Regions from separate parts of the Mus musculus genome. Here region 1 is linked to region 2. A link is a loop called in an ENCODE intact Hi-C map of the cell type or tissue named here. Cell type or tissue: heart. All regions are shown on one strand. Links, peaks and the distances in the headings refer to the core of each region. The heading gives the core; the rest is flanking DNA.

Evidence for each region. A loop is a pair of places that touch in the nucleus more often than their neighbours do. Peaks named below come from ENCODE experiments on the same cell type or tissue, not always from the same donor. Only the 100,000 strongest peaks of a DNase experiment are listed, where the experiment ranks them.
Region 1: a loop joins it to region 2, with 3 times the contacts of the local background. A loop is called at or near these places in 5 of 42 quality-filtered maps.

What each region holds. Positions count from the first base shown.
Region 1 is chr16:30,138,313-30,153,242 of GRCm38, reverse strand. It overlaps the pseudogene Gm6029. Among named protein-coding and RNA genes, the nearest start is that of 1700025H01Rik, 47 kb to the left of the region's middle. In heart, for the core only: a CTCF peak has its summit at 7,614; a DNase peak (open chromatin) is centred at 7,502; H3K4me3 peaks cover 703 bases; H3K27ac peaks cover 424 bases; H3K27me3 peaks cover 376 bases.
Region 2 is chr16:30,061,535-30,076,464 of GRCm38, reverse strand. It overlaps Gm32998 (a long non-coding RNA gene), which reads left to right and starts at 6,027. Exons shown (of 3, transcript XR_876001.2): 1 at 6,027-6,352; 2 at 6,535-7,578; 3 at 7,818-8,602. Hes1 (hes family bHLH transcription factor 1) reads right to left here and starts at 11,108. Exons shown (of 4, transcript NM_008235.2): 1 at 10,767-11,108; 2 at 10,539-10,634; 3 at 10,215-10,302; 4 at 8,669-9,593. The coding sequence starts at 10,874. The coding sequence ends at 9,037. In heart, for the core only: a CTCF peak has its summit at 5,608; a DNase peak (open chromatin) is centred at 6,064; H3K4me3 peaks cover 1,719 bases; H3K27ac peaks cover 1,833 bases; H3K27me3 peaks cover 35 bases.

The DNA.
Region 1 (14,930 bases), core at 6,133-8,632, 75 kb before region 2:
TTCTTTTTCTTTCTTTCTTTCTTTCTTTCTTTCTTTCTTTCTTTCTTTCTTTCTTTCTTTCTTTCTTTCTTCCTTCCTTCCTTCCTTCCTTCCTTCCTTCCTTCCTTCCTTTCTTTCTTTCTTTCTTTCTTTCTTTCTTTCTTTCTTTCTTTCTTTCTTTCTCCCTCCCTGCCTCCCTTCCCCCCACTCATATCTCAGGTTGGCCTTGAACTTGCTATGTAGCTAAGGAAAAGTTTCCACTTCTGATTTTCCTGCCTCGTCTTCTGAGTCCTGGGTGTGTGCTGTCAGTCATGCCTACTTTGTAAGTGCTGCGGGTTAGACTCAGGGCTTCAAATATGATAGTGTAAGCATTCTACCATCTGATCTACATCTCCAGCCCCTTATTGTCTTGGTAGCATTCTTTAACACACAGAAGTCTGAAAATTGATAAAGTCCAACTTACCTCATTATTTCCTTTGATTATGAGTGCTTCTGACATATCTGAGAACTAAGTACTTAGACCAACCTCACTGAGTCCACACCTCTGTTTTCTTCTAAAAGGTTTACAATTTGGGTTGTTACAGTTAGATCTCAACATCTGTATCCCAAGAGCTCAGGAACCTTATCCCATGGAAACACCTATGACTGTTTCCTAGAAAAGAAGTATCGGGCTGGAGAGATGGCTCAGTGGTTAAGAGCACCGACTGCTCTTCTGAACGTCCTGAGTTCAAATCCCAGCAACCACGTGTGGCTCACAACTATCTGTAATGAGATCAGATGCCCTCTTCTGGTGTGTCTGAAGACAGCTACAGTGTACTTATGAATAATAATAAATAAATCTTTAAAAAAAAGGAAGTATCAACTGAAATGCCAACAATATTTTGGCATCTCTGGATACATAGTATCGACTTGTTCTCCAAAGTGAGTGTACCAATTTTCATGCCTTCTAGCACGTATGGGAAATGTGTGGTTTTATTGTACACTGAGAAGTTTGCATACAACTTCTATTGATCTTGGTAAACCAGACAGCACCCAGTTCTCACTGTCCTTCATCCCATGATACCACTCACTTTTTTAACTAACATTATTTCTAAGTATTAAGATAATCAACAATGGGCAGAATCTTTTTATGATGCCCAAACTGAAGAAATGAATACAAATGGAGATACCATGGGCAGGTTTACCTTATCAGTGGGAATAAGACCCCATGTATGACCTTGGGGCACAGTGCTGTAGAGGGCAGGGAGGACAAGAAGAGAAAGGAGACACAACAGTGAGTCAGTTGGCTCCACACGCTCAGAGTTTATCCCTATCAGGAAAAACTTGTGCTCATAGGGTATGTTCTTACAGATCCAAGAAGTCCTGAATAGTCTGATGGGAGACAAGATCTGCATTAACCACGAAGATCAGTTTGGAGGTAGAAATGACTGGCGTGAAGTTAAATAGTCAGTAGTTACTAGTTATTGATTATCTGTCATGCACTTGGTTTTGATTTAGAGGAGGGGTAATTAGCTAGGCACTTACATTGTGCTTGAAAAGACACAAACACAAACAGGTCAACTTTTGAGTGACTTTTTCTGGGAAGATGAGAGTGAATGTCTACTCACCCCAGATAGGGTGCCAACAAAAGACCTAATAAATGAACCCATGTAAGTCTAATTTAGTAATAAACCAGTGAGTTTATCATGGTGAATCAAAGATGTGTAGATAAAGAGGAGCCAAGCTGTGACTGAAAAGCCTACCCACAATGGATGACGACCCTTCAACAAAGTTTCACACCTGAAAGAATTGTCCAGTGCTACTCTGTGGAGCTGGGGCCACAAGACAACAGCACAAAGGGACAGAAATAGACCCTGATGCTTTGGCCACATTCATAGACCTGCCCGTCCCAGGTGCTGTCATTTGCTCATTGGAAGCTCTTATGCACTGGGCAGTTTGCCCAGGGTTTGCTAGATTGTGTTTATTGTCCACATGTCACTGTCCTCGAGAAGGACTCAGAGGAACATTGCCACGATGGCAGGTAGGAACCTGAGTGCAGCTTGTCAGCCAAGCCTTTGAAGCTTTTGGTGTTGGGTGTTTTCTGCTGAGCTTACTGGCAGAGGACTTGGATGGGTGCTGGGATGGGGTCATCTGCTGAGAGGAGAGTGACAGTGAGCAGCCAAGAGCTTCACCTCAGCTGCCCGTGCCCTGAGGAAAGAGGCATCAGCCAAATGGAAGCCTAACCCATCCGATGGGAAGTACACGATAGAGGAATTTTCCCCCCTAGAGGTAAAATTAAACCCTGCCTTGCAAAACTGGACTTTCTCTGATGTATGCTCATGAAATGTACATTGAAATAGAGATTTTAGCTCATCCATTTGTCCTGAGTGCAGAATTGTCCACTTTTTACCACCTTCCTGGCAATGCCAATGCTGCTGACACCAGGTAACACTTTGGGGTGCACAACTACCAAATGTCTATGAGACACACATACAAATGACCCAAAGCCTGGAATACACAGAGAGAGCCATTCCTAGCTTGTGTGTGCACGCTGAACACATCAAATGGCCCTGACGGGAGTTTTCAGAAGCCATAGCTGGTTTCTCATCCTTGGGAGCTTAGCCTCAGTCCCAGTGCACCACAGCTACACCTCTGTTCTCACCGCTGCTTAAGTGCATCTTGCCCTGAATCCCTGAGCCATGTCTGCTGGGAAGCCTGGGCTGGTTGGAGACTCTTCCCCCTGTTTCTGATGCATGACAGCTTAGCCACACTCTCAGCACATCTGCCTTCAGGTGTGTTTGGGGAGAAGCCCCAGCATGTGCTACAGCCAAATTTACACACACACACACACACACACACACACACACACACACACACACACACACACTACTGAGGAGTTGCCTCCTCTGATGTCACAGGGTTTAAGTCTTTCCCTGGTGACCTGAGAATTGGGCTTCCTGTTTGAGTCTGAAGGCTGAGTTTACTTCCAAGAGAGGACCTGGGTTTCAGAGAAAGAAATGTAAATTAGGAAGAGGTCCTGCTTAGGTAGACCTAAGGTCTTTGATGACCCTACAACAAGAGTCTGCTTTCCTTCTTAACCGCAGTGGGCCATATAAAAACAATCCCTTTTGAATGCTAAACCCACTTGACTCCTGGCAGTCTCACAAGGGTTGGCCTAACCCTGCAGTCCACAGTGGGACCAACCTCAGTGTACTCAGCGACACAGTGTTGTGTACAGAACTGTGATGACTTGAATGGGAATGGCTCCCAAAGGTTCATTTACATGAATGCTTGGTCAGCATGTCCTGCAAATCGGGATGTGGCTGCCAGCTACTGCTCCAGTGCTGTGCTTCACACATGGTTTCCTGCCATGATGATAATGAACTCACATTCTGAATCTGTAAGCAAGCCCCTAATTAAATGCTTCCTTTTACAAGAGTTGCCTTGGTCATGGTGTTTCTTCACAACAATAGAACAGTGACTAAGGCAGAGGTTGGTACCAGGAGTGGGGTCTTGCCCTGAAGTCACCACTCCCTTTGTCCCAGTTAGCATCAGACTTTTCTTTAAACATTTTATCTCCTTGAGCACTGGATAATTCCATTACAATTCCTGGTGCTCCTTTTCTGCACAAATGACATTTTGTATTTATTTCTCTTTGTCCATCTTGTTCCTTTCATTATAGATCTGTGTAAGACTGATTACAAAGAACCACATGACATAGTCAATACCAGGCTGTCTTGAAATCTCCTCTGCCAGCATCGTTAATCCAAAATTCTTCAATTTAGCCTCAGGCAGATTGGTGGGACAAGAGCACCACACTCTTTGAGAAAATATCACCTTTTTATTCGTTCTGTATGAATTTCACATCATGCACTCCAATCCCAGTTATTGTCCCCTCCCCTGGTACCTGCCCTCCACTCTTGTAATCTCTCTCCTAAAACAGAAAAAGAAAAAAAAAATCTCATTGTGTAAGCTGTAATGTGTCATGGTGTGTCCCACAGAATACTTTTTTTGTCCATACTTATTTGCTCACAAATGTTGACTATCACAAGTAGGCTTGGCAAAGGCCTCCCTAAGGTAGTGGTACCTGAGCCAAGAGTCAAAGCATTCGGGGAAGAGCTTTCTGTGTAAAGGGAAATTCTGGAGTCAGATCCAACTTGAGGATTTTAGGGATGACCTATGTGTATTGAAAGTGGTGAGCACTGGGATGTTTTGTAGGGAGGAGGTGGGAAATCCCATGATGTATGGTGTTGTAAGCAGTGAATAGACATTAGATTTCATTCTAAGTTATATAGAAAGGTGTTGGAGCAATATCAAGAAGGCTGTAGGAGGAACCAGGAAGACCGTCTATTTGTGTTTGCTGGGGGAGGGGGTAGCTGTAAGGTCAAGATATGGGACTGTAAAGATAATGATTGAAGATTGGATGTACTTTGATAGTGGAGCTTGTAGAACCTGTTGGTGGACTGACTGTAACATGCAAGAATAAAAAATGAATCAAATATTATTCCTGGATTCTGGGCTGAGCAAGCAGGCATATACTAACTGGTATTAGTTATAAAACTGTGAAGTATTTGCTGGGACAAGGAGTAACATTTTAGAGATGATCAGAGTTCTCTTTGGATTTTACCTCTGAGCTGAACCCGGGTTTACCAGTTCTTTTAGACTGCTGTAACGAAACAGAGGACTGGGTGACTTAAACACAGTGCAGCTTTCTCACCATTCTGGGGGCAGGGAGTCCAGCTATAGACTCAGTGTCACAAGACCCCACTAGACTCAGTGTTTGTCCCCATCCACTTCCTTGTAAACAGGCTCCTGGCTCCAGCTTCATGTGTCCAACGGGCTGAGGGAGCTTTCTTAAGCATCCTTTATTAAACAAACAAACAAACAAACAAACAAACAAACAAACACAAAGAACAAAAAGTCACCAGTGTAATTCATGGGATCGCACTCATCACAGCTGTTTCCCCTAAGCCCTAACTTGAGGGTTAGTGTATTAGTCTGGGATCTCTAGAGGAATGCAACTTATAGGATCTGTCTGTCTGTCTGTCTGTCTGTCTGTCTAGGGGGATTTATTAGAACCGTTTACACGCTGTGGTCCAGATACTCCAGGAATGGTTGTCTACCTATGGAAGGTCCAAGAATCTAGTAGGTTTTTTTAGTTCATGGGATGGGATGTCTTAGTTGGTCCTCAGTGTGCTCTGAAATCCCAAAGAAGGCTCTAATACCAATGAAGGAGTGGATTTGTCAATGAAAGAGAATAAGCAGGCAAAGAGAACGTGAGCTTCCTTCTTCCATGTCCTTTCTATAGGCTGCCAACAGAAGGTGGGGCCCATATTAAAGGTGGATCTTCCCACCTCAAAAGGTCCAGATTAGAAGTGAGTCTCTCCACTACAAAAGATTTAATTAAGAGGGGAAAAAATCCTTCACAGATATGCCCAGCCATTTAGGTTTTAGTTAATTCCAAATGTAGTCAAGTTGACACCAGAAAATAGCCATCACAGTTAGCATGGTAACATTTAAATGAGAGGAAGAAATCAGTATTTAGCTCCTTGCATGTCCTGGCCATCACTAGGTTTCCTGATCTCTCTACTACTTATTCGTCAAAACTATATTTCCTGAGACCCGCCATACCCAGTTTTCAGGGAGAGCAGCACAGGAGAAACCAAACACAGAAAAGACACCGACTGCAGCTAAATCCTAAGCCAGAACCAGAAGCTCTGAGAGGTTCTCCTATGTGTTGGACACACACACAATAGCCCAAGCACATCCCCAGCACTGCAGTGTTCCAGCTTAATTGGAGAGTGTAGGCAGAGAACTGCGAGCCATAAATTCATTCAAGATGCACTTTGTGGGTGCCTGCATAGTTCAGGCACTGTGCTAAATGTGCTCTGTGTGTGTGTGTGTGTGTGTGTGTGTGTGTGTGTGTGTGTGTGTACAGAGACAAAACACATTTTTCATCCCTCAAACTTCCTTCACATGGAGAGAGGTGGGCAAGCAAATGCTTCCATCCCAGGGTAGTAAAGAAGGAACCCTAAAGAGGTAGATATGTATATGTGGCAGGGGCTGCTGCCCCCACTAGGGGAGGTCACTTAGAAGAGCTCTTGACTTGGCTGTGTCTTGAAGGATGAAACGGACTAATAATAATAATAATAATAATAATGATAATAGCCACAACAACAACGATGAAGCCGCTCCTGGTCAAGGGGACAGCAGGAACAGACAGAGTGAGGGTCAGGAGAGAACAGAGCTGAGGGACCTGCAGGGAAGGGAGCCCCTCAGAGTGCTCAGTGAGGAGTCAATGCAGGCCGGGCATAGCTATATACTTTATATAGCTTTTTATACTGCTGCATGCATAGCTTTAACTGGCTGTTGAGACGGATGTGCACACACACACACACACACACACACATACACACACACACACAAACGTGGCATATGTAGGGGTATAGAACAGAGGCTGACAAGGGAGAGAGAGGACATGGGAGCAGGAAATGAGAGACAAGGGAGTTGGGTGAGGGTAGGCCTCTGGGGTCTGCTATGGGGTCTGCTACAGGATGGGGTCTGCTATGTTGCAGATCTGTGTGATTGGGAAAATTTTCCCCAGGGAGGAGGTAGAGAAGAGACAAGGAGAAGTCAGACCCAACTTAGATCACAGGGCAAGGCTGCCTGTGGTTACATTAGAAGCAGAGTGGTCTTTTATCCTCCCAGTGACAGTGAGTTTTATTTATTTATTTATTTATTATTGTTATTATTGTTGTTATTTATTTATGTGTATGTGTGTGATGTGTGTTGTGTGTGTTGTGTATATACATTGTGGGTGGGTGTGCATGCCTGTACACACACACACACACACACACACACACACACACACACACACACACACACGGAGGCTACAGAGGGATGCCAGATGTCTTCCTCTATTGCTTCTGCCTCACTGCATTGAGGCAAGGTCTCTCACTGAATGGGAAGCTCATCTTTTTGCCTAGGCTGCCTAGCCCAGCCAGTGAGCTCTCAAGAGTTTCCCAGTGCTGGGGTTAAAGGTATGTGTAGCCCATGCTTGGCTTTTGATGCAGCAATGGGAACTTGAACACTGGTCCTTCCTGCTTATAGAGCCATGTACTCATACCCACTGAGCCATCTTCCCAGCCCCAACCTACCCCATTGTAAGGTAAGGAAACAACGAGCCAGAGTGGTTGGTTGCCGTGGCTGGCTGTGCAGGTGGGCTTCTGTACTTTAGGTTTGGCTTACTGCCTTTGGTCCGATATAACCCTTCTGTTGTGGGTTAGAACTCAGACAACAACCTTTACCCCTGAAAAGGGACCTGGGCATTATACTGACCCCCCCCCCCCCCCCCCCCAGGAATAGGAACAAATGTAAGGTTAGGCCACAGCTGGTAACAGGATGGGTTCTGTCACCCAGCCTAGCAGCCCCTCCCTGAGCAGTGTGAGCCTTCCTCCCCTGAGACTCACTGCCCCACCTTCCCCACGCCCCAGCACGCCTGACAGCCGCCAAACTCATCACCTCTGAGATCAGAAAGGCTTGCAAGTAGACACTAGTGGTCTTGGGCTGAGGAAACACACAGGAGAGCAATTAAGGCCGCACGTGGTTGTGAGCCGCCTCTGGTGGTTTGCAGCTGCAGAAAGCCCTGACTCCCCTGGGCTCCGCACTCGCTTGCCCGCTTTCTCTCGCTGGGGCTGCCTGTCTGTACTTCCCATCCTGACCAGGACCAATTAGATCCCCATGTGTGCTGCAGGCGTGAAAAAAAAAATAGAAAGTGAGTAATCCTTCATGCGCCTCTGCGTGGCACAGCTTTGATCCTCGTGGCGCGGTGGCCCCGTTCCATCAGAAAATGCGTCTGTCTCGGGTTCTTTTCTTTTCTCTTTCTCTCTCTTTTTTTTTTCCTGTTAACCCAATTTCTTTTTTTTTTTTTTTTCAAAATGACATGAACCTCCACCCAGAGACCTGTGAAATGACCACCATCCATCTTCAGACCCTTCTGATCAAAGCTGGGTTGGATTTTTTTTTCCTTTGTCGCGTTTTTTTTTTTTTTTTTTTTAGACTTTCGCTACAGTCAGTCCCTCCTAAGGTTGGTTTGCCGCCAGTGTTTCCAGGCTGAAATAAAAAGGAATCGTCTATTAATATCAGCTTTGGGCAACAAGGCCACCATTGTTTGCTTCATTTGGGAGTATCTACAGTCTGGGTTGGGAGTGGAGGGGTGGAGAGATTAGATAAGCAGTTTCAAAACTAAGGAGGGACGAGGGGCGTTAACTGGTGTCTTTCAAAGTTGTGACCAGTCTCATTAAATAGCTGCAGATTCAAATATTTGGGAACTGTTTGATTTTGAAAGTGCTGTAGTCCTCCAGGCCTCTCTGGTATGAAGGCCTGTTTCAAGCTGACAAATAAGGTGGTGTGTCATTTCTGTGGCCGGTGGCCTATGGAGCTAGGTAGTGGAAGAGGAGGTGACAGAGATCTGGGGTGTTGCAGAGGAGGAAATGGAGTTAAGGGTGGTGGGGATGGTGGGGTGTGGAGGAGACAGCAGGTGGAATAAGAACGGGGAGGTGTTTGTGGAGAAGTGGGAGCGGGTCTAGTGGAGGGGAGAAGAAGGGGAAGGATGGAGGGGTGCAGGTGACAGAGGAGGGGTGCAGGTGACAGAGGAGGGGTGCTGGTGACAGAGGAGGGGTGCAGGTGACAGAGGAGGGGTGCAGGTGACAGAGGAGGGGTGCTGGTGACAGAGGAGGGATGCAGATGACAGAGGAGGGGTGCTGGTGACAGAGGAGGGGTGCTGGTGACAGAGGAGGGGTACAGGTGACAGAGGAGGGGTGCTGGTGACAGAGGAGGGGTGCTGGTGACAGAGGAGGGGTGCTGGTGACAGAGGAGGGGTACAGGTGACATGGAGGGGTGCTGGTGACAGTGGCCAAGCTGGTATAGTAAGGTGGCAGGGACATGATTGAGGGGTGTAGATGGCAGTGGAGAAATCACCACCTATACATGGAAAGGGTGAATAATAGTCAAGGGATGAAGTCTGAGCGCACAAACGGTATATGAGTTACTTCCTGTTGGTGTGAAAAAGTACTGACTAAAACCGGCTTGGAAAAGAAAGGGTTTATCACACTTCCATGTCACAGTCTATCACTGAGAGATCTAGGAACAGAAACTCAAGCAAGAACTTGTAGACAAGAACTGAAGCAGGCATTGCAGAATTGCTGCTTACTGGCTGGCTTGCTGCTTACTTGCTTTCCATGGCTTGCTGAGCCTGCTTTATTAGACAGCTCAGGACCACATACCCAGGGGTGCCACTGCCCATGGTGGCCTGGCTCCTCCCACATCATCAATCAATCAAGGAAGTGCCCACAGGCCATTCTGACGAGGAGGCATGTATTAGGCACTTTCCAGTTGCTGGGTGATCAAACACCATGACTTATAAAGGAAAGTCTTTTATTGGGTTTATGGTTCCAGAGGGCTATAGTCTGAGATGGCAGAGGGAAGGCATGGTGACAGGGACAGTTGAGAGCTCACATCTCAAACTGCAAGCAGGAGGCAGAGGGCACAGTAGGAATGCAGGGGTCTTTGGAAACCTCAAAGCCCACCTCCAGTGACACACCTCCTCCAACAAGGCCACACCTTCTAGCAAGTCTGCAACCATATAAACCTATAGGGATCACCCTCATTCAAACCACCACAAAGCAACTTCTCCATTGAGATTTTCTCTTGCCAGGTGACTCTAGTTTGTGTCAAGTTGACAAAAGTTTGCACAAGGGGGGAAATGAAAGCACTAGAGAGTTACTGAAAACCAGGAGTTGCTGTCCCCTCTGACTAGACAATGGAGAAGAATCTAAAGTTGATGGCAGAATGTCCCATTTACATAGGGATATGCATATGTCTTCTCTGGGACCACTGGGGCTGGGCCATTACCGCTCCGTCTGAAGCTGATTTGGATAGCATTTGCTGGGGACAGGTACCTCCAGGCATGAGTCCATATCACCCCAGCTGTTGACTCATTCATTCTGGTGTATCTCCCTGAGAGAGTGGGTAGGAGAGCAGGAGAGTCGCCCAGACCACCCACACTGAATGTGCCTGGGGTTTCTGAGTAGCCCACTGGTGTGGTTTAAATAGAAATGGCCCTCTTAGGCTCATATATTTGAATACCTGGTCATCAGGGAGTAGTAGTGCTACTTGACAGGACTAGGGGGCGTGGCCTTATTGGAATTGGTGTGGCCTTGTTGAAGGAAATGGTCACTAGGGGTGGGCTTGAAGGTCTCAGATGCTCAAGCCACGCCCGGTGTGGCAATTCTTTTGTGGCTGCCTGTGGACCAAGACACAGAATTCTCAGCTCCTTCTCCCGCACCATGTCTATCTGCATGCCACCTTGTTTCCCATCATTTAGTCCACAATGGACTAAACTGAAATGTAGGCCAGCCCCAGTTAAATGATTGTCTTTATAGGAGTTGCTGTGGTCACAGTGTCTCTTCACAGCAATAGAAACCCTAACTAAGACACCGCCTGATCCAGTAAGAAACATGCACTGGGAGTCGGTGCTGGCCCTGCTTCTGCAAAGCTGAGTGACTTTGATTGGAGCATTTTTCCTTTCAGCCCCCCCACCCCCCAATCTCCATTGCTCAAAGTAAGCTCATTCTATCTGAGATGTTGTATAAGCTCTGACATCCTGTTTCAGCTTTGGAGAATCTAGTGATGTCACTGGAGCTCTGCCTGAGGTCTTTTCTCCTTTACAGAGTTCTGGTTTCCATTGCTTCTGCCTGGTCCTTGTCTGAAGGTCTCTACTTGCCCTTTGGCATTGTTGGATAATGGGTCGGGGTGGACCCCATCACCCCAGTGCCCACTACTCTCCAGCGATAACAGAAACAGAAGCTAATGAATTCTTGCTCTAGAGGAAAGGTTTCAAGTTTTGAGTAAGGGCTCCAAGGTGGACTGTTACCAGCTGTGAACGCACACTGGGTAATATGAGGAGTGCTGGCAAAAGCCACTGAATAAATCCAAGTGATCTACCAGAGAAAGCTAGTGAGCAGCTGGCACCAGAGCAGGAAAGCTGGCACAGCAGAGGAAGCAGAGGTCCTGCAGCAAACTAATTCCCTGCTACCGAAAGTGAGCTAGTCACAGTCTCTCTGGCATCCGGTGCTCCGTGTCCCAAAGCCAAGGAGAAGATTTTAAAGGATCAGAAAGATTTTTGTCCCTTTGGACCTGAAATTGGACCCAAGGAGTTACAAGGCGAATTGCTGCTCATAAACACTTCCAATTTAAATTTACTTCTATCAGACTGCAGTGATGTGTTTCCAATTAGAGGTTGGGGCTGGGGTGTAGCTTAGTGGTAGAGCGTATACCTCGTCTTTGGCCATACTACCCTGAAAGTGCCTGGTCTTATATGATCTTGGAAGCTAAGTGGGGTTGGTCCTGGTTCGATTGGAGGGTACCTAGCATTTGATGATTGGAGGGTACCTAGCATTTGATTGGAGGGTACCTAGCATTTGATTGGAGGGTACCTAGCATTTGATTGGAGGGTACCTAGCATTCGATTGGAGGGTACCTAGCATTCGATTGGAGAGTACCTAGCATTTGATTGAGGATACCTAGCATTCGATTGGAGGGTACCTAGCATTCGATTGGAGGGTACCTAGCATTCGATTGGAGGGTATCTAGCATGTATACAACTGCAGATTTATTACACCCAGCATGGGGAAGGTGAGAAGGAGGAAGTGAGTGGCAGAGTGATGGATTGATTCTGAAATGTATTTCTGAGACTCCTGGTACCTTGCCTTTGATCTGGATCTTCTCATGTCCATTGTCATGGGATCGGTAGTGGAGGCTCCTTGGTTATTTCTGTCCTTGTCCTTATCCACGATAAGGACGATAAGAACACGGTGGTTCCTACGGTCCGGGACTCTCTGACTGGTAACAATGGGGCAGGTGGCAGGAAAGGAGATCATGAGAAAGAGGAGGGTGTTCTGAGCACACCCTCTCCATGCCAACCTCAACCTTTCCAACGGAAAGAGCATCATTAACGGACTGGAGCTGCAATCTGATTTGACACCCACTGGCCGCTACTACATCTGAATGCTTCTCAAGATGTAATTACCCATTGGAAGAACCAAGTCCTGAGAAGAAGAAAGCTGACATTTTCTAGTGTCAGCTATTCAGCAGGCTGGGGGCTGTTCATGATGGATGGTGATTAATTCTTTCAGGATGTATACTATTATCCCTGTCTGACAGTGTAAGGATTCAAGATTCTCGAAGAATGATACGCCAGACTCAAATAGTATACAACAGCAAAGAGTGTTTATTCTGAGAACTTGCGTGCAGGGGTCTACCATACATCGGGATGGAAGTCAGAGGTGTGGACTTAGCAGGGTCAATTTAAAGCCTGTTAGGGCAGGAGTGGGTCCCTTTTCCCTTTCTTTCCTTGATTAGTTGGCTCTATCTACATGAGTATGGGTGCCTTTATGATTGGTTCAGGCTCTGGGGATTTGAGAGACTTTTGTTGGTTTAACTATACTTGGCTCAAGCTTTTTGGGATAGCTTCTACAGCTCCTGGTTGGCTGCCCATGAGGTTGGCTCAGGCTAGGTGGTGGGATAGCTTCTAGAACTCCTGATTGACTGCCCGTGAGGGGTGTTTTTCCTGGAATTGACTTGTTTTGGACTTTTCCAGTTCTGAAAAACAGAAACTTAGGCCTCATTTCCCAAACTGTCAATTAGTAGCCTGTCATGGCGTCAGCCTGACTCTGGCTAACTCTGTCCTAGAAAGACTGAGTAGCTCAAAGTCATAGAATTGGTTGGTGGAAAAATTAGGGGTCAGATCTAGGTTTATCTGTCTGTCTGCCCCACCAGGGCAGGTTGACCTTTGTGGTCTTCTGAATGGCAAATACTCCATATTCTTGAATACTGAGTCCTAGTTTGTGATAGTTTGGGTAGGCTTAGTAAGCATGGCCTTACTGAAGGAAATATGTCACTGGGGGTGGGCTTTGATGCTTCAAAAGCCATGTGCTATTTCCAGTGTGCTTTCTCTGCTTTCTGCTGTGGTTTGAGATGTGAGCTTTTAGCTGATGCTTCAACTACTTGATGCCTACTGCCTGCTACCCTCACTCCTCCATCATTGGTACTCTGGAACCATAAGCCAAAGAAACCCTTCATTCTATTAGTTGCTTTGGTCATGGTGTCATATCACAGAAACAGAAAAGTAATTAATATTGAGATTTGTACCAGGGAGTGGGCATTTTCTACGATAGACTTGGCCATGTTTGTTTGTTTTTTTTTGAGAGATTCAGAAGGCTTTGGAGTTTCGGACTAGAAAAGCAGTTGAGCACTGTAGGCCAGTGGTTCTCAACCTTCCTATTGTTGTCCCTTCAATACAATTTCTCATGTTGTGGTTGCCCCAGCCATAAAATTATTTTTTTTGATTCAATAAAGTTTTATTTTCCCAAATGTACAGCTGATTGACCCTGTTCATGCATCTTCGCCAGCAGTTGGGGCGTCTCCACCCTTTGTGTTTCTGGTGTAAATTACTTGGGCTTGTGCTTTGAAACCAGCTTGATAAGTCCTTTACTAAGGAGCTCCTGAAGGGCTGCCCTGGCCAAGGAACCTCAAATCTTCAGTCTCTCGGAGACCACGGCTGGAGTAATAAGCTTATAGTTCGGAACCTCCTTACAGAGCTTGTCGTATGTTGCTTTGTCAAACAGGACAAGATTGTTCAACTTGTCCCGAACTTTGCCTTTGGACCACTTCTTCTTGGCCTTGCCACCAGATTTATTTACTGGGTCTTTATCCTTTTTGGCCAACTTTCCGGCATCTTTCTTCTTCCTGTCCTCTTTGGGCGGCATGGCGAAGCTCAGAGAGTCGTGTGGACCACAGCAGCCTCGCTAAGATGTCAGAAAAAAAGGAAGCCTGGTGGCCCACCAATCCATAAAATTATTTTTGTTGCTACTTCATAACTGCAATTTTGCTGTTATGAATCATAATATAAGTATCTGCATTTTCAGATGGTCTTAGGTGATCCCAGCAAAAGGGTTGTTTAACCCTCAACAGTTGAGAACCACTGCTGTAGGCAGAACCTTATGGGGCCAACCTAGTAGGAGCTTGGAAGGCTGTACTGCTGAGAGCTATGTGGACTGTGGAGCCTCAGATCAAGAGGTTTTAGAGTGGAAGAACATTAGCATTGGGACTAGAGACCATTCTTGTGATATTTTGACTAAGAATGTGGCTGATATTTGTCCTTATCCTATCTACTTGCCTGTGGCTGAATATAAAAGTAATGGACTAACTTTTTTGGTGAAGGAGATTTCAAGACAACCATATCACTTTGTCATATGGTTATTTTTAATCACTCTTATGCTGGTCTACAATGGAAAGGAGCAAGTGGAACAGAAATACACTTGTAGTCTGGAGAGGAAAAGGACATGGGGAAGGGTAATGTTCCTGCCAAGACTTGTGCTAGAAGAGAGACTGTAAGTAAGGAGGTTGGTTCCATGAGGGACCGGATCTGCTTTCAATAAAGGGAAGGGTATAGAGGCAGCATTGATGGTCCTGTTCCCCAGTTGGTTCTTGATTTGTCAATAAAGAAGCTATGAGCCAATTGCTGGACAGAAGGAATAGACAGGACTTCCAGGTCCTGGAGGAAAAAAGACAAATGCAAGGGAGGAGAGGAGAGTTTGTCAAGCTTCTGATAGAGAAAAGTTGACCAGCCATGTGGACTGCTTCTACAGGCTGGTGGCTGGGGATATAACTGAGCAGTTAAGTTCAGGGCAAGCTTGAGGGAGGTGCATAGATAAGAATATAGATAAGGGCACTCAACAATTGTGTCAAAGGCAAGTTGAAAATTCGTGTGTCTTTTATCCAAGGATTCAAGGGAAGCTGGGTGGGGGCTGATAGTGCAGCCTGTTCCCGGAGCTTAGGCCAGGTAATGAAAAGCTACACACAACAGAAGGGTGTCTGTAGGACAAGATCCTACTCAACTAAGCTTCCAATTG
Region 2 (14,930 bases), core at 4,488-6,987:
GGATGGAGGAGTCATGGGGGGGGGGGTGAAGGGTGGTGAATTTAAGGGGAAAAGGCAGGAGATAAAAAGTTGGGGAGAGAGGATCCACAGGGACAGGATTTTACCCAAGGAAGGAAGAGCAGTGGTTCTGCCAAGGCTCCACAGAAGGCAGAAAGTGTGTCTCTCCTCTCCACCTCTCTAGTCCTAAGCCACTCTCCTGGTCTGGTACCTCTCAACTCCTCATCCCAATTTTCTGAGTCATCAAAGCTTCTGTGCCAGGTGTGGGGGAGGATGGAGGGAGAGAGGTGTTCCTTTAAGACCCAGAGAGTGGCAAGGCTGAGGAGGGCCTTAGCAGAGGATGAAAAGGGGAACTGGTCCCTAGAACATGTGTTTTACCTAAAGGGCTTGAGGAAGGCTTCCGGTAAGCCTTGGATCCTAGCCCTCATTAGAGAGTCACAAAATAAATGAAAGTGTGTGTGTGTGCGCGCGCGCGCGCGCGAGCGCATATAAACATATATATACACACATATGTTTATGCTATCGCATGCCAGGAAACAACGCTGTTTGCTCTTAAAACATCTGAAATGCTGTTCAGGGCCTTAGCTTCTGAAATGGGTTTGACACACCGAATTTATTCTCTTGTGCTCTGCTAAGAAATAACCCCATTTTATGGTCTTGATGGCTTAGGGATAAATTTTATAACCATATATCAATGGGGAAAAGTTGGTAGAAGACAAGCTATCTACCAGAAAGCCCAGAGTCTGGCACAGTGCTTGCCAACCCTAATAGGCTGCTCCAGGCTGGAATGTTTGTAGACTAGATCTATACAGTTCATGTCTCACATTGACCACTGAATTATAAAGTAGGCGGAACATGAAAACAGATCACACTTATGAGAAAAAGTCTTTAAGCAAAAAGGTATTCCTCGGGGCTGGTGAGATGGCTCAGTGGGTAAGAGCACCCGACTGCTCTTCCGAAGGTCCAGAGTTCAAATCCCAGCAACCACATGGTGGCTCACAACCATCCGTAATGAGATCTGACTCCCTCTTCTGGAGTGTCTGAAGACAGCTACAGTGTACTTACATATAATAAATAAATAAATCTTTAAAAAAAAAAAAAAAAAAAAAAAAAGGTATTCCTCAGGCACCATGGCTGCCGTCACTCAGCCATACGTGCAACTGAGAAGGAGAGACACATGTGGAAACAGGAGGATAGTCACAGCGAAGCCTTGTCATTAATTTCAATTACAAGTATTTACTTGGGCTGCCATCGGGGCTCCCCTCATTCTTGTTACAAGGATTTATAGCATAAATAATAAAACCAGAGCCGTGTTTACCTGCTCTGAGTCTTTAAATGACATCACCCTGTTTTGTGTTGCTCTTAATTATATGTAGCTGTGTCTGTGTGTCTTCATGTGAGGATGTACATGTGAGTGCGGGTGTCCCAGAGGCCTCTGGTCCCATGGAGCTGGAGTTACACACTGTTGTGAGCTGCCTGATGTGGGTGCTGGGAACCAAACTTGAGACCTGCTCGTAACTGCCGAGACATCTCTCCAGGCCCCTACTACGTTCATCTTATGAATGTAAAGTACTTGTAGTAAACCAGATTCAAACTCACTATGTGTATTTTCAAAGTGACTGTTATACCTCCTGGATAGCTGAGATTTGGACTTTCGCTAATTTAGACTGGCATTAGTGTCTAGCCAGACTAGTTCATTAAGTGCACTTAATTAGGCAAACAGACTAATGGGGGACGCCTAGCCAGTTGGGGAAGAGAGCTTCTGAAAAGGAGGGAATCCTGGTAAGGATTTGCAGATTGCATTTTCTTTTTAAAGAAGTGGGGGTTGGGGGCTAGGGTAGGGGGTGTGGGGCAGATGCAAAGGATGGGAAAGTGGGAAAACAGGGGTATTTTACCTCATCGTGCTCTGATAATCACAACAAAGGGTAGGATCACAGCAGACTATATTGGAGCAAACTCTGTGAATGTGGTCCTCCTCCAATGCACTAGAGCAGAGGTTCTCAACCTTCCTAATGCTGCCACCCTTTAAATACAATTCTTTATGTTATGGTGAGCCTCCAACCATAAAATTATTTCCATTGCTACCTTATAACTGTAATCTTGTTTCTGTTATAAATTGTAACATAAGTGCCTGTATTTTCCGACAGTGATGGTTTTAGGCAACCCCTATGAAGAGGTCATTTGACCCTCCAAAGGAATTGCAACCCGCAGGTTGAGAACCACCGTGCTAGTGGAAGCATGAGTCTTCTTAGCATGTCAGGTGGCCTTTTTATAGCAGTGGTGATGTACAGGGTCCATTCTTGAGGTCTCAGTTTCTATATATGTTAATGATGGGTGTGAAATAATGCCAGGGCTGTAGTTGACAGTCTGGAAGTATGCCTCATGTAGGTGTGTCAGCGGGAGAGCATGTGCAGGGACCATGTTGGTGAAAGGACTTCAGGGATTCCTGATTTAGCCTTCTCACCTAGCTGCATGGGAACCCAGAGCTCAGACACTTATGTGGACGCACTCGGCATCTCCTAGGTAGTGGCCCACTTGGCACTGGAAGCCACATTTCCTGACTCTCAGTCCTTCTTCTTGACTGTGTTGACTATGCTTTTTTAGGCGATGGTAGGGTTTTAAGTTCTAGGCATTGAACCTAGGGTCTCAGAACATCGGAGAACACGGGTATTTATGATACCTATAGGTCCCTCAGCAAGGAATCTATGACTAAGCTATGCCTCCAGACCACAGAATGATTACTCTTGAAGTTAAATACTTGGCAATAATTTTTCCTAGGTAAACTTTGACCAATTATTGATTATACTGGTAATGTCTATTGTAACAAGTGTTAATGATAACTCAGAAGGTCAAAAGGTTGCTTGGTGGATAGAGCCTTCTTTTGTATCAACCCTGAGTAACACTTCCCCTTTCATATCATTTAACTTGTAATGAGTTAAATTGTTACTTTTTTTTCACTTGGTCTCTTGAGGGCCAGGCTGTGAGTATTTAGCTACAGAAGTCATGCCTCTATCCTCTAGTGCCTGGCTTAATAACTAGCATGAAATTTAGAAACTATGGAAGAAACTGTTGTCTCCCTTGGGGTGTGGTGCAATTACAAGTAGATGCTAAAAAATCAATGAGCAAAAGGCCATCGCTAGCTTTCCTATCTGGTGAATACACACTGTGGTCTTTCCACAAAGCACCATTGCAGAGGTTTCAAGTCCATTTACATACAGACATCCAGCACCACTTGTTGAAGATGCTTTCTTTTTTCCATTGAATAGTTTTGGTCTCTTTGTCAAAAATCAAAAGTCTGTAGGTATATGATTTCATTTCTGGGTCTTGGATTTAATTCCATTGGTCAACCTGTCTGTTTTTGGCTAATACCATGCAGTTTTTATTACCCTTGCTTGAGGTCAGAGATTGTGACACCTCTAGAAGTTCTTTTATTGTACAGATTTTTTCATATGAAGTTGAAAATTGTTCTTTCAAAGTCTGTAAAGAATTGTGTTGAAATCTCGATGGGAATTGCACTGAATCTACAGATTGCATTTGTAAAATGGCCCTTTTACTATGCTAATTCTACCCATGAACATGGGAGATCTTTCAGTCTTCTGAAATCTTCAATTTCTTTCTTCAGAGACTTAAAGTTCTTGTCATACAGGTCTTGCACTTGTTTGGTTAGAGTTGCACCAAGATATTTTCTATTATTTGTGGCTATTGTGAAGTGTGTTGTTTGTCTAATTTCTTTCTCAGTCTGTTTGTGTTAAGGAGGGCTATTAATTTTTTTTTTTTAGTTAATTTTGTATCCAGACACTTTGCTGAAGGTGTTTATTAGGGGTAGGGGTTTTTCTGTAGAATTTCTGGGGTCACTTATGCATACTACTATGTCACCTGTGAATAGCAATACTTTTGACTTCTTCCCTTCCAATTTGTATCCCCTAGATTTCCTTTAGTTGTCTTATTGCTCTAGCTAGAATTTCAAATACTATATAGCCAGAAACCAGAAACACCCTAAATGCACCCCAATTGAAGAATGGATAGAGAAAATTTACACAGTGGAAAGCTACTCGGCTATTAAAAACAAGGACATCATGAAATTTGCAGGTAAATGGATGGAACTAGAAAAGATCATCCTGAATGACTTGAGTGACCCACAGACCAACATTAGGTGGAGGAGTTCAGGGAGTCCTGTGAATGAGTCAGGGTAAGTCTGAGGGAACGGCTGGAATCAAGGACATCACAAGAAGACCTACAGAGTCGACTAACCCGAGCCCCATGGGGGCTCACAGAGACTGAGCCACCAGCCAAAGAACATGCATGGGTTGGACGTACATATCTGTAAGACATGTAGCAGATGTGCATCTTGGTCTTCATGTGGGCCTCCAAACAATTGGAGTGGGGAGTTTCTCTGACTCTCTTGCCTGCCTTAGAATCCCTTTCCTATAGCTGGGGCTGCCTTATCTGGCCTCAGTGAGAGAGGATGCCCCTAGCCCTGCTGGGACTTGATAGGTTGGTACCCCTGGGAGGCCTCCCCTTCTATGAGGAGGAGGGAGGAGTGTGAGGGTGGGACTGGGAGGAGAGGAGGAGGGCTGAGATGGGGTGTGAAATGAATAAATTAATGACAAAAAACAAAATAACAACAAAACCACAGCACAAACAGATGGATGATTTGATGTGCTCAAGCATTTAGGGAACGAGACCCAGACCATGTGCTTCCAACCTGATTGCTATGTTGCAGTAAAACAAGAACAGAGGCAGGGATGTAAGGCCAGCTTTGCCCTTTCTGAACTCTGACAGAGCTTGTATTTTGAATAGTTAAATACAAAAAACGATAGTAAAACATTAGTTTTTTTTTTTAAAGAGTAAAACTACAACTTCTCCATCTACATTTTAACTGTCTCTGTTCTCTTTGACAACCAAATCCTAAGTATTTTTATTTTTATTTATTTTTGGTTTTTCGAGACAGGGTTTCTCTGTATAGCCCTGGCTGTCCTGGAACTCACTCTGTAGACCAGGCTGCCCTCGAACTCAGAAATCCGCCTGCCTCTGTCTCCCAAGTACTGGGATTAAAGGCATGTGCCACCACTGCCCGCCTTCAAATCCTAACTTATTTCTGTTGTTTTCAGACAGTGTCAGGTAGCCCAGGCTAGCCTAACTAACACAAAATTGACCTTGTTCCTTCACTTCCTACTAGTTCTCCACCTCCCAAGCGCCTGGGGGGATTGCCACCACACCTTGCTCCTGACTTTTTTTTTTTATTTTTAAAGGTAAACCGTTCTATTAGAGAAATGAGGACAGCCGGCTATCCCTGTGGTCCAGGCAGGCGGCTTTGGTCTCCAGTTCCAGTCGAACCTGTGCCAGAAAACAGCAGGACACTAGGGGACACCTAGAGCCTGTTTGTCCTTTGTGTTGACTTTTTCTCCTCCCTGCTTGAAGGGAAAAACTTCCCTGGTTTCTTCCTCAGCAGGAACTCATCCGTCTGGGCGCCCTCTGTTTAAACTTAAGTCCTGGCACCTAATACATCACGCGTGGGATTAGTCACAAGCTGGGCTGTCTCGGTGGCTAAACAGGACTGCATTGCCACCAAAGTTGTCATTTTAGCGCCAGCTGCAGGCTGCCGGGAGCTTAGTAGGTGCTCAAGGTGCTTAGAAACGAGGCTCCCCTCTCTTAGGGTCCCCAGCATCCTTGTCCGGTGCAAGGCATTTGGGGTGGGGGATGTCCGAGGTGGTCCCTGCCTGCCTTCTCCTGTCCCGCTGGCCTGACTCCTGGCAGGGCCCTGCAGGCCTCCGGTGCCCCGACCCTGGCCCCCGCCCAGCTCCGCGGCTTCTAAACGCTGCCCCGAGCTACCGGGAGAACTGGAAAAACACTGGCAGGCCGCCCCACCCCCAGCGGGTCGGGCGGCCGAGACTCTGCGGCTGGGGCCTGCTGCCTGGGCGGCGCTGGCCCGGGGCGGGGAAGCGGGGGCGGCGGCCTGCCTGTCAGCGGGAGCGGGCGCGGGCTCGTGTGTCAGCGGCTCCCGCCCCTCGCCGCCCCCGCCGCCGCCCGCCGGGCCTCCCGCCGCCGCCGCCCGCCCTCCCCGCGGCCTGGCAGGCTGCCGGCTGCACAGGCGGGGGTTCGCGCCGTTCTCACGACCTCTCAGGTTGCCTGAGCTCATCTGGGAGCTATTCATTTCCTGCCAGAAAGCAGCCGGGCCTGCTGGGCGAGCCACCTTGGCCGCAGGGCCGCCGGGGCCGGCCCGGTGTGGCTGCCCTGGGCCGCTCCCGCCCGGCCGCGGTCCCCGAGGCCTCCCAGGAACCCCGAGCCACCCCGGCGGGCGCGCGGCGGGGGCAGCTCGCCCGCCCATCTGGTTGCACTTAGAAGCCCGGAGGAAGTGAGCGGCGGGTTGTTACCGGCCAAAGGGTGTGGGGAAAGTTAATTGACTTTAATGACAGGTTCCCCGTGACGATGTGGGGGTCTGGTTAAACCTCTGGGTCCCCACTGCAGAAGCGCGTGGGAGGGGTCAGGATGAGACCCCGAGGAAGGGGCGAGCCTCAGTTGCTCACCCAGAATCAGGCCCTCACCTCTATCTACCTCTGTAGATTGCTGCCAGAACCTCCGGAGAGCAGAGAGGCTCCAAGGACCTTCAAGGAGAGGCCCTCGAGGTCTCTGGCCTCAAGGACAGAGTTTGGAGCTGTGTCTTATCACAGGAGAGATCTACTCATCCGGATCTGGTTAGAGGGGCAAGGCAGCTGGGTGTGCCCTGAGGTGGTATAATTAGGCCAGGCCCAGAGGATCTGTAGGGATGCCAGAATAAACTGGAATGCTTCATCTCCCCAACCCCCAGCTACTGATTTAAGAAACAGCAGGGATACAGGAGGCAGCAGTGTCTAAGAAATAAATCTATAGCGTTTATGAACTTGGACCTATCCTAGAGAAGGGAAATGACTTATCCAAGGTGGTGCCTGCCATAAGTTCAGTGGTATAGAACAATGTAAAAGCTCCCAACGGGGATATAGGCTTTCTTCTACTCCATATTATACTTGAACAGGCTTCATTTAATAATGTAAATCCAAATTACGGGGGGGGGCACTCCTTTTCAAAAAGAACAAATGGTTTCTTTTCCTCTCACTTCTTCCTGAAGCTGCTGCGTGACACTTTTGGTGACATTAATAAAGATGCATGAAGAAATTAATTTCCCTTGTAGCCCCCTCCTCCATAGATGTAAAAGGAATTACTTTTATAAAATTGAGTTCCTGATGTCTTGATTATTTCTACTACAGAAGCTAGGAATTCTTGGTGGAAACAGAGGACTTTAATATCTAAATTTGGGATGTGTCTTAATGGAGTAATTGTTACTATGTTTATGTATAAACAAAAAGGAAAACCAGGAAAAAATGGAATGACAAAGTATGCGTTGAATACCTTTCTTGGGCAGAAAATAAGGCAAATAGGAGCCAATTAAACAAAACAAAACAAAACAATCTTTTAAACCTCTCTCTCCGGGGGTCGAAGCTGAAGGTCCTGGAAAGAACCGGCTGCTGTCTGCTAGATCATTCCTGTGATAGAGCCGCACTCGGCGCTGGCCTGTGGGAAAGGCTACAGCCAGGCGGGGGAGAGGTAAGGCTTTTGAAACAAGACAGAAAATCGTTGGCTTTATCTTTGTTAGGAAAGCTTCAAAGATTGATCTCTCCCGCCTCATCCTTCTCCTCCCAGAAGCCGCCGCTGTAAGGGAAAGGGGGTAGGGGGTTGAGAGGCGGGCGGGAGGAGCGGGGGCTGGGCGGAGGACTGGCCGGCTGTGGGGGAGGAAGGGCGCGCCGGCCAGACCCACAGCGCGGCTGATGTGTCTGGTCTCGCAGGGCTCGTGGTTTTCATTTCCCCAACACCTGGATGCAGTCAAACACCTGGCCAAATCTGAGAAAATCTGACAAGCCTTTGTGATGGGATTTGGAAGAAATTCCCTGCAGATCCTGGCACAGTTTAAAGCTGTCCGCTTTGAGTTAGGACTTGTTAAGGAGGGTTGTGTGAGCTGAAACCCGAGACAACCCTTTTGCTTCTATCTGGAGCCCACATCTTGCCTGGAAATGGGGCATGACCATGCGAAGGGGTCGCTTGCTGTTTGTATTAAAAGGGGAAAAACGGCCCGTGTGCCTGCCAGCGCAACCCCCACATGCTTTCTCCATTAAAGTCAAGCGCAGAAACTTATCAGAAACATATGTCTGCTGTTAATCATCTGGCCCGGGCTCCACTTGGGAGTCTAACTAGTTGTACCCTGGCAGAGAGAATCTGTTGACCTTTTCAGCTTGCTTGAAGAGGGTGAAGAGAGGCATTTCAAACTTTGTGATACGGGTGCCAGGGGATGCCTAGCTACGCCTGAGTAAGGACAGACAAATGAAGGTCCCAATGCTGGAGGGCTGCAATGTGGCTTGAGCGCGCTTTTACTTTAGGAGGCCAGTGGCTACTACAGGGAGTGAGTTGGGAGCCGCCCTTTGGAAGGTAAAAAAATAAGGACTGTTTATCAGGAAAGCCCCATCAAATGAATTCTCATAAATTAGGTCTTCTTAGATCATTGAGTGTTGCTGAAAGGTTTGATGGTTCCTGTTTAAAACTTTAAAAAATACATCCTATTTCTGAATTGCCAAACTACATGAATTTCAAGCCCCACCACTTTTTTTTTTTTACAAATTTTGAAATAATCAGTTCTAAGACATAAAAGCCTTCACTCTTTTATTATATTTTCTCAAATAAACTTCCCCAAAGGAAGATATTTTAAGAGCATTTTCAAACATCTTTGGCATCACATAAAAAAAGAAATCTCGTGTAAAAAACGAAATGTCATCTCAACTTTTATAATACAAAGGCGCAATCCAATATGAACATATAAAATATATACAAATGCAGTGCATGGTCAGTCACTTAATACAGCTCTCTACAAAAAGTAACTTTTTAGAATTAAAAAAAGCAACAAAATAACCACCAAATTATAAAAGTCTCTCCTAAAATCCAAGTTCGTTTTTAGTGTCCGTCAGAAGAGAGAGGTGGGCTAGGGACTTTACGGGTAGCAGTGGCCTGAGGCTCTCAGTTCCGCCACGGTCTCCACATGGAGTCCGAAGTGAGCGAGGAGCCACTGGAAGGTGACACTGCGTTAGGACCCACCGAGGTCCCACTGTTGCTGGTGTAGACCGGGATGACCGGGCCGCTGTGAGCGAAGGCCCCGTTGGGGATGAGAAAGGCAAATTGGCCGTCAGGAGCCGGCACCACTTGGAAGCCGCCAAAAACCTTGGCAGCCTCTCCAGCCTGGCTGCCCAACTTGCAGGGTGCGCTGCCGGGAGGGGGCGCCGCGCCCCCGGGGATGGGCACAAGCGGCGGCGGCGGCGGCGCGAATGGCGCGTGCTGGGGACCGGCAGGTCCTGACGGGGGCGGCGGCGGCGGCGCCTGCAAGGCGGGGTGCGCCTGCCCGGGGTAGGTCATGGCGTTGATCTGGGTCATGCAGTTGGCCAGGTGGCCCAGCAGCCGAGTGCGCACCTCGGTGTTAACGCCCTCACACGTGGACAGGAAGCGGGTCACCTCGTTCATGCACTCGCTGAAGCCGGCGCGGTATTTCCCCAACACGCTCGGGTCTGTGCTGAGCGCGGCTGCAGGCCAGAAGGAGAAAAGATGGGTCACCGAAAAGCCCTGGCCCCGGAGCCATACAGCCTCCCGCCCTGGGAGGTCCCCGCAGCGCGCCTCCGGAACCACCTGGGGTTGGGAGGGTTGGGTAGGCTAAGAACAGCCAGCTCCTTCTCCCTAGGTTGGGGACATAAGCCAGGACACTCCCTCCATCTAAACCGATCTCAGCTCCAGATCTGCCACCCCTAGTCCCGCGCGCGACCTGACCTTGGACAATGCCACCCAAGGCGCCTTCCAAACCCCACTTCCCCTCCTGCGGCAGGGGTTGGACCGGTGCTAAACCACTGACCCCTACCTTCTATCCAGCCCCAAACTTCCTCAGTCTTACGTCCTTTCGCCCTCACCGGCTTCTACCACAGCCAAGCTGCCCACCACCCTTCTCGGCTACAGCCTCTCCCTCCATTTCCGGAGCAGTAACAACTTGGGAGCTGTGGCTATAAATAAGACCCAGACCGTGGGAACGCGGAGTGAGCCAAGGCAGTAAAATGTAGCTGAATGCCTCTCACAACCGCGGGCGGAAGTCTGGAAGAAATCACCGCGGGCCGAGAGGGACACCCGCAGAGAGGGGACGCACGCGCGGTCCTTACCGGTCATCTGCGCCCGCTGCAGGTTCCGGAGGTGCTTCACAGTCATTTCCAGAATGTCTGCCTTCTCTAGCTTGGAATGCCGGGAGCTCTGCGCAGAAAAAACAAGGGATGAAAGTCAGTCCTCCTTGTCAGCTGCCTCCGAGTTCTGAAGGTCCCCGCCCGCATGTCCCACATCCCAGGGCCCGGCGGCCTCTCTCCCGCCAGTGGGAACGTAGTGCTGGCGGGGTAAGATCCACATGCAGCAGGCTAAGAGCTTAGTTCTTTGTGCCTGGGAAATGCCATTCCATTCGTAATTAAAAATAAAAAAAAGCATTGCTCACTTACATCTTTCTTAAGTGCATCCAAAATCAGTGTTTTCAGTTGGCTTAGACTTTCATTTATTCTTGCCCTTCGCCTCTTCTCCATGATAGGCTTTGATGACTGCAAAGGGGGAGAAAAGAGGTCCTGAGTTCCCACGGGATCTGCCATTTCACCCCGAGGTTTTAAGAGAAAAGTAAAAGGAGTCCCGCTGTGCACAACCCACTTAATTTCTAGACGCAGGTACTGTCTTACCTTTCTGTGCTCAGAGGCCGTCTTTGGTTTGTCCGGTGTCGTGTTGACACTGGCTGGGGTAGCAGCCACCGGGGAGGAGGAATTTTTCTCCATTATATCAGCTGGCATTTTCGTTTTTTTTTTTTTTTTCTTCTCAGTCCCCAGAGAATTTTATTTTTGGAATCCTTCACGCAAAAAAAAAATAATTTTTTTTTGCTTACGTCCTTTTACTTGACTTTCATAAGAAAAACTACTGAGCAGTTGAAGGTTTATTATGTCTTAGGGCTACTTAGTGATCGGTAGCACTATTCCAGGACCAAGGAGAGAGGTAGACAGGGGATTCCGCTGTTATCAGCACCAGCTCCAGATCCTGTGTGATCCGCAGGCCCTGGCGGCCTCTATATATATCTGGGACTGCACGCGAACGGCTCGTGTGAAACTTCCCAAACTTTCTTTCCCACAGTAACTTTCAGCCAATGGGAGGAAGAGACACGCGGCACCGCTCGTGGACTGCGCCCCCCCATTGGCCGCTAGGCACAAGGTCTGGCGGCCAATGGCGCGCGCCTGAGCCCGGGGCACCGGAGGCTACAACGTCAATCAAAAGGATTTTAACCCTTTGCTAACTCTTTCCTCTGGGCTTTGCTTAGTTTTAGTCTAGTCTATTTCTTTTGTGGCCAGGCCTTTGGTTTTTATTGTTCTTGCTGCATGCAATATAACTACTTTGTATAATAAGTTCATTTGAAAAATATTTTGAACAGATATAGGCCAAGACAAAATTTAGTGATTGAAAAAAGGAGGGAACAAGGTAAAGAGGATGTGTTACTCTAATGTCTTCCGGAATTCCCGCTCGAACTCTGTATGTTTAGGGGAGTCAAAACTGCTCATGAGGTTGGGGAGATACTAAACCCCACACGCTAAACATGCCCTTACCGTCCCCCCAAATGCCTTCACAGCCAGGGTTTTCGGAGCAAGGTGTCTTTTGGATGCTTGTCTCCCTCTAGCCCATTCATTCCTCTCTTGGAATTGCAACCTTGGACCTCACGCTTCTCCAGAAAACAATCAGAATAATTTCCTACTGGGCAGAAAGGAAATGGAATTTCAAACGAAAAAAAAAATGAACAAGGGGGGCTTTGATAGCAATGCGACAGGAGGGGCGCGCTCGTTCCTCCGCCACTCTCTCTACCTTTCTCCCCGCAGGCTCCCAGTTGGCAATACGGATAGACGGCGGGCAAGGGAGTCGGGGCTCTCCCCTCCTCACCCCGCGGGCGGCCAAGGCGGCCTCGGCGCCCCGCGCGCGAGCCCTTTAAGAGCTCCACCAGCCGAGCTGCAGTTTGACATCAGCCGGCCGGCGAGGGCGCGCCTGGAGTCGGAGCACGTGCCAGGATGTTTTATTGCCGCCGCGGCTGCGGCCGGGGCCCAGAGGATGTGTGTGTGTGCGTGCGTGTGTGAGTGTGTGTGCGCGCGCCCCGGGGGCAGGGAGGCGGGGGCCGGCGGCGGCCGGCCGGGAGGGAGCGGGGGCCGCCTCTGGTCCCCGGGAGAAGCCAAGAAGGTAAATAGCAGCTGCTGTGCTCGAGCCTGGGAAAACCCCGCCCCCTGCGCCTGGCCAGGGCTCATTGGCGCGCGCTGCGTGTGGGGTGTGTGCGTGCGTCCGTGTGTCCGGGGCCCCCTCCTCCGGCCCGGGCGAGCCAGGAATCCGCGGGGGCGGCGGCCCGAAAGCTGAGCCCCCGCGCTGGCCTCCCTTCCCCCGCCCCGGCCAAGGTCAATCCTTCCGGGCAGGGAGCGCACGCCCAAGGGTGGCGATCGGGGAATTCGTGGGCCCCCTTCCCCGTCCCCACCCCCCATCGCCACCCCCCACCCCCAGCCCGCCGGGACTCCGGGCTTGGGGATCTGAGCGTGGCCGAAACCACCCGGGTGACTGCGGCGGGGGAGGGGTCCGGGCGCCCGCCGCGGTCACGAGATGCCTGACCGCACTTAGGAAGCGGCCGGGTCAGCCTCCTGCCTCCGCTCGGCGGCTTGCGGTTCCAGCGGCTTCGCTGCCGCCCGCCCCTTCCCCGGGTCCCTCGCTGCGTCCAGGAGGCTGCCGGCGGACGGCTGGGAAGAGACGGGCGGCTGCGTGCTGCCGGCTGGCCGGGGCTGCGCGCCGGGAGTCGCCGCCGCCGCCGGGTGCCACGTGGCGGGCGCCGGGCCGGGAGCGCCAGGGCTCTGGCGGCGGCCTCCCTGGGGGATTTGCCGCGCGGCGCGGGCGGTGCGCACTGCCCGGGCGGCTGCCTGCCTCCCTCCTGCCTGCCCTGGCCTCCACCCGGGTGCCCCAGACCCCTCAGTTTTCCCGCCGCCGTGAACTCGGGGCAGCTCGGGATCCCAGCGCGTTGTTTGATCCCCGCCCCCAGTCTTTCCCGCGTCCGGGAGGCCTGGCACACAAGGCGCACCGGCTCGTCCCTTCGTCCCCTCCCCCAACCTCCCACTGAGATCATGTGAAAGATTTCTCCAGCTCTGGTCCCGGACGAGGTGGTGCTTCCTTGACTGCATGACCTTGGGCAAGCCCCCCCCACCCCCCTTTGTGATGGAACGCCAGACACTGTTAAACCCTGGGATTACCACGATGAGAGATAGAGTGGCCGCTCCCACGGAGTATTTATTCTCCAACCTACTGCAGGGGCGCACAGAACCGGGCTTTCTGGACAATGCTTGGGGATTCTGTTTTTCCCTTTGGGGGCTTAGATCGTGTTGCGGGGGGTTGAATCCGGAGGGGTGCCTTTAGGTCATGAAGCCTTCATCGGGTGTAGTTCATTAACAGTGCCTTTAGAAAGCTCGTTGCCAGGTATCTGTGTGGTATGGCTGCCATCTATAGATTCCCCACAAGATTCCCCTGGGAGTGCCTTTAAAAGAGGCAGTAGACAGAAGTAAAAGGATGTAGAGAATCCAGAACAATTAGTCATACGTTAAGCTTCTAGTAGGGCTACTGGTGGAGAGGATCTGTATTCTGTACCTCAGAAAAATATGGCTGAGGTGTTGGAAATATGCTGAGTCATGGGGATGGAGAGGAAGGGAGCTACCGATGGCGTTTAAGGCACAGAACCTGATGTCCTCAGTTATAGAACACTCACAGCGGGTGTAAATGGACATGTAAGAAATTTGAGATCACCACACACAAGACCCTTGGGCATCCTGCTTTATGAAGGACTCTGAACCTTCCCTTAAGACAATGAAGAGCCACAAAGGAGGTTCGCAGTGGAGAAAAGACATCAGGGCTCTCCTTAGGTGACCCTGAGGAAAGTGTCAAGAGCGGACTGCAGGGCTTGGAGACACAGGCCATCTAAGGGAATCAGACTAGTAGAGAGGGCTCCTAAGTGGCACAGGTAGGCTGACATGCTACCTACTTGGTTCAGGTTACCTGACCACTAACCACACACTCCACTGACTTGAGTTAGAAACTTGTTTGCCCTGGGCGAGCTGTTGTCTATTATTTCACAGGCTTCTAACCATTTTTATCTTCTAAGCCTCTCTTCTACCCGCCAGGACAGCCCTCCCCAGAGTTTGCAGATAAACCTTTACCTCAGTGTTTGACTTGCCTTTTGGGGAGAGAGGGAGAGAGAGGGAGAGGGAGAGAGAGAGAGAGAGAATATATATATGCTGCAGAGTGGGCCGGTCCCTATCTTGTTTGAAGAAATGATAAACAATGCCTTCTTTGTTACCCTGCAACCTGGACCAATGAGTTTGGGCACTCCTTTCATGTCCTAAACAGATGGGAAAGTAGTGGCTGCTGAAAGAAAATCGGTTGCTTTTTAAACAGTGGGGTTTTCCTGTATGTTTGAAAATCCTTTAGGTGAAAGGTGGGGTTACCTTCTTTTCAACCCCAATAACCTTCTTAGGCTTCTTTGAAAGCTATTTAAAAAACAAAACAAAACAAAACAAAAACCCTCAACAACAACATTCTCCCAGTGGGTGGGGTGGGGGCGTTTACCCCCTCTCCAGGTTCCCTCCAAGACCCTTCTTAGGCAATAAGGTCTGTTATGACTTTGACTGCTGTCTGCTCTTAAGCCCTCATGCCCCAACCTAGGATACCATCGTCCCTTCTAACGTTTCTCTAGTCTGATTCTATTGCCTCTTGGGCTTTGGTTCCTGGCAAACCAAGAAAGTGTGTGGAGGATGAATAAGTCACATAGGGTCTCCCAGTGCAGCCTCATG